2 separate regions of the Homo sapiens genome follow, and region 1 is linked to region 2. The links are chromatin loops, found by intact Hi-C in ENCODE. Cell type or tissue: dorsolateral prefrontal cortex. All regions are shown on one strand.

The links. Peaks named below come from ENCODE experiments on the same cell type or tissue, not always from the same donor. Only the 100,000 strongest peaks of a DNase experiment are listed, where the experiment ranks them.
Region 1: it touches region 2 in a loop (5-fold over the local background); 4 of 110 quality-filtered maps call a loop at or near these places.

The regions. Positions count from the first base shown.
Region 1 is chr12:81,449,938-81,452,437 of GRCh38, reverse strand. The region is part of intron 5 of PPFIA2 (PPFI scaffold protein A2); the gene reads left to right. All of the region lies in intron 1 of PPFIA2-AS2 (PPFIA2 antisense RNA 2), which reads right to left. Among named protein-coding and RNA genes, the nearest start is that of PPFIA2-AS2, 34 kb to the right of the region's middle. In dorsolateral prefrontal cortex, CTCF peaks have their summits at 899 and 1,106 (motif pointing left); no DNase peak of the experiment used is centred here; H3K4me3 peaks cover 401 bases.
Region 2 is chr12:81,329,368-81,331,867 of GRCh38, reverse strand. All of the region lies in intron 21 of PPFIA2 (PPFI scaffold protein A2), which reads left to right. Among named protein-coding and RNA genes, the nearest start is that of PPFIA2-AS1, 51 kb to the right of the region's middle. In dorsolateral prefrontal cortex, CTCF peaks have their summits at 992 and 1,198 (motif pointing left); no DNase peak of the experiment used is centred here; H3K27ac peaks cover 1,290 bases.

The DNA of each region.
Region 1 (2,500 bases), 120 kb before region 2:
AGTGGGTTGAGTAAGAAGGCAACCAATTTAAAGGTTTTCGTTTTCAGATGTTAATGTCATGCTATATGACCATATTACAGCAGCCACATTAGTCTACAGGGAAGAATGTGTTTCTGTTTCAGTGCCATTTATAATTGGAAATAACTATTCACAAGGTTTTGTTGAATTAAGATCTAATAGGAAGTTATATAGTTTTAGAAATCCTTACAGAATCATAGTAAAATAAAAGATTTAGATTACCTGGGCCATCTTGCTTTTCAAGGCAAAACTTAGTCCAAAAAATTCCCAATGACGCATGATGTGTGGGTTTGTGTGGGTGTGTGTGTGTGTGTCTGTGTGTGAATATATGATACATATGTGTGTATACACATAGAACCTGTGGTCATTTAAAGAAAATTCAAACATAGGATTCATGGCCATTCACATAGTCTCTACAATCCTTTGAGTATACCAAAGAGAGTTCCATTTGTACTTTCTGTGAGAATTATTAAATATTAGGCTAAAGTTGTAGCTCCCAGTGAAGGTGTGTAATTAGTAGATTGTTAATGGTATCTTAGCTAAGTATCACTTTTTGTACTCTTAATTTATTTACTTTTATTTTTAACCTTAAATTAGGCCATATATATATGCCAGATGAGAACATTTTTGTCCATATTCTTCAATCTGAATAATTGATGTTTATCATTAACCCAATTCAACAAGTATTAAGTACTTATTATGTAGAATATTTTCCTTGGTATTGGGGATAAGTGAAATCGTTCATCCCTTAAGGAGTCTGTTTATATTAATAAAAACATATTTGGTTTTTATTATCATGTAGATGAGAGTTCCTAATTGCACAAAACAGAGTATATAGCTTGGCTGTTTAAATAAAGACATTAATTAAAGCATATAAGAAATCTCTAAACTGAGCTTTCAGACAGTCTCTAGGACCACATTTCTTAGCTTTGTAAATTTTTCTCACAAGCCCAGTCCCAGAAACACGCAGCCTCTGCCACTACCCCTTCCCAGCATGGTTCCTCTCTGCCCCGTCAGGCTAACTCCCAGGGTGGTCAGGTCTGGTTGACTGATCTTAAGTCACAGGTCTGCCACCTAGTGGTAAACATTCCCAAGAAATGTTACTGGGAAGATGGGATTTGGATTGTGAGGAACTATCAAACAGTCAGGGGGAGGGGTAGAAAATGGGGATAATTAATGGGTAAAAGATGGTAACAGGGTACAGAAAACAGAAAAGAGAATAATGTATTAATGTACATTATATATATATATTCACACACAAACATGCATGCGTGTGTGTATATATAGTGTGTGTGTCTGTATGTGAGCGTGTGTATGTGTGTCAACAAAAAAGGAATGATCCTCTTTTCTCCACTAGTCACAGGTCCTAGTTGGCAGTTATGAATTCCAATTATAAACCTTGGTTTCTGGACTTACATACATGGATCCATAGCTATTCCAAGAAAGAAACTCTATCTTATTTCTATCAGTAGTTCTGAGGATATACTAATTCCAGGATGATAGAATTCCTACTTAGCAATGTATTATGTCCAAGCTTGAATTGTGCTGGGTCAACTGGCTAGCCACATGTAGAAAGCTGAAACTGGATCCCTTCCTTACACCTTATACAAAAATTAATTCAAGATGGATTAAAGACTTAAATGTTAGACCTAAAACCATAAAAACCCTAGAAGAAAACCTAGGCAATACCATTCAGGACATAGGGATGATAGGACTTCATGTCTAAAACACCAAAAGCAATGGCAACAAAAGCCAAAATTGACAAATGGGATCTAATTAAACTAAAGAGCTTCTGCACAGCAAAAGAAAATACCATCAGAGTGAACAGGCAAGCTACAGAATGGGAGAAAATTTTTGCAACCTACTCATCTGACAAAGGGCTAATATCCAGAATCTACAAAGAACTCAAACAAATTTACAAGAAAAAAAACAAACAACCCTATCAAAAAGTGGGCGAAGGATACGAACAGACACTTCTCAAAAGGACATTTGTGCAGCCAACAGACACATGAAAAAATGCTCACCATCACTGGCCATCAGAGGAATGCAAATCAAAACCACAATGAGATACCATCTCACACCAGTTAGAATGGCAATCATTACAAAGTGAGGAAACAACAGGTGCTGGAGAGGATGTGGAGAAATAGGAACACTTTTGCACTGTTGGTGGGACTGTAAACTAGTTCAACCGTTGTGGAAGACAGTGTGGCAATTCCTCAAGGATCTAGAACTAGAAATACCATTTGACCCAGCCATCCCATTACTGGGTATATACCCAAAGGATTATAAATCATGATGCTATAAAGACACATGCACACTTATGTTTATTGCAGCACTATTCACAATACCAAAGACTTGGAACTAACCCAAATGTCCATCAATGATAGACTGGATTGAGAAAATGTGGCACATATAAACCATGGAATACTATGCAGCCATAAAAAAGGATGAGTCCATGTCCTTTGTAGGGACATGGATGAAG
Region 2 (2,500 bases):
AATGGTTAGGATAAAGAAGAGGCTACTGACAGGCATAGCAAAAGATGAAACAAATCTAAGACAAAGAGATATTCAAGACAAGGGAGTGATCAAATAGAGCCAAAACAACAAAGCTATGAAAAAAATAATGAAAACAGAAAAGCACGTTAACTATGAATAAGCAGAATTCCCAATTGCATGTATAAAAATGCATATATTATTAGGTTAGGGCCACTTTAGCAAGTTTCCTTTAAATGCGTATGAAAAGCAATATACACATTTAAAGAGCTTTTTTTGCCTCTAAATGGCAATTCTTTTATGGTTATCTGCCAGTTTGTATTATAATTGTCTGAACTCATTGACCTACTATAATAGGCTTAATAAAAAAATAATTTCACAGTGACAAAAACACAGCTTCAGCAGTACACCAGCATCATTTCACAAGTACAGTCGTGCATTGTTTAATGATAAGGATACATTCTAAAAATTGCATCCCTTAGGGGATTTTGTTGCACAAACCTAAATAATATAACCTACTACCTACCCAGGCTGTATGGAATAGCCACCTACACACCTAGACTATAGGTATAGCCTGTTGCTATAAAAAATCCACAATATGTGACTGTACTGAACACTGTAGGCAATCGTAACACAATGGTTAAGTATTTGTGTACCTAAACATAAAAGGTATAGTGAAAATATGCTATTATAGTTTTATGGGAACACTGTCATAAATGCAGCCCATCATTAACAGAAAGGTCTTTATGTGGCGCATGACTGTATTTTTCTACCTCTAAAATTTGGGTGTCTGTGTCGGCCTTTACGCCAAAACTTAGATTGTTCCTTGGTGCTAAGGAACCAATAGTTACAATGTAAATTCCACAAAGTGTCCATTAGAAATGACTCATGCTCTGCATAGTGAAAGGGTCTTTCTTTAAATAAAGTAGTATTTAGCTCCAATTATGACTGTATTTGTTACATACCCTTTATGAGCCAGGCACTGTGTATAGATACAGTCTCCGGATAGCTAACAGACTAACAGATGTTGAACAATTAAGTAACAATTTATAAATTCAAATGTGTTTTAATACAAACCATGTGCTATTTATTAATGATGAAGACAGTTCTACTGAAAGAAAGATGAAGCCACCAATCATCAGCAGATTGTAGTAGTTAGAGATCTCTTTTTCACACAATGACAGAGACCTCTGCTGGACAAATGGAAGGACAGAGGCCTTGCAATATGGGTTTGTCAAGCAATTTCTACAGACTTGTATCTCAAGGGCCAATATGAAATAAGTGATTTTGAATGAAATTTAAGGACTGGGAAATGGGGAGATATTTGTCTTTGTTGACCTAAATACCAAATAGAGATGCTCTCTAAAAGAAAAGATGTTTATTTAGGAATAGAGCATTGTGATAAGAATATGTATGTCATAGTAAACTATAAACTATGTGTATACTCAGGGAAGGAAAGGAAGACAAAGATTTTTAAAGGCAAAAAATTAAGAACATTACATAATTTTTTGAAATAATTATCTTTGGCTACTCAAATTAATAACAAGCGTGCCACCAGTCAGAGGTTGGACAGGCAATTGCCAGACAGATATACCTATAAAAATATTTTTTGGCATGGGATTGCAATGGCCTTCGTGCAAGGTTGTGGCTTTCGTAGGGTCTTTTGTTGTTGTTGTTGTTGCTATCGTGCGTAGGAGCATGAGAATCCTCTGTTCATGGCCTTCCCTGGCTCTACTTGCCAGGATTTTCTTAACAATAGTGACTCCATTTTGATTCTAACAACTTCCACACCTTCACAATCCAAATGAATAGATACCTCCAACTAGTTCCATCCACAGATCTAGGCATGTGAGTTTCCTTCCTGTGCCCTGAGCCCTGAGCCTTCGCAAGCCCTACATTTTGTAGCAACTTCCTTGAAAAATTTTAAGACTCCCTCTGATGTCTGGGAAAGTTCAGGGCTGGCAGTGCCATCTGGGCAAGGCACCCCCAGCTGAGACCCGGACCCGGGGTCTAATCACTGGAAGCATCGAAATGTTCTCAGTTACCGTTCAGACACTGGGACCAGAAGGGAAGTAGTGCCATCTGGACATGTTGCCCGATCCAGCCAAACAGCAGGAGCCTGGGTCCCTGTTTCTCCCCTTCAGGGTTTTCTTTGACACTCTACGCCACGCATGCACTCGACCAGATGCCCCAGGGAGCCTAGTGAGTCGCATCTATGGAGTCATCCTGAGACAGTGGTCTGACCCTGTTTTCAAGAGGGTGGTCTGGCAATTGGATCCCTCGCTCCCACTGGCAAGAATGGTATTGTATGAGATTGAATCAGTAGATCGTTGTCCCACTGATTTTTTGGTGGTTCAAAACTGTTTACACAGGAAGAGGGGCTGGCAAAAAAAAATCCTTGACTGTGCCTGTCACACCTTAGGAGTGGTCTTGCCCTCAATAATTCCAAGTCCTCGAAGGCCTCACAAAAGTAAAGATGCCTGAGTGATAGCCAAGAAAACTT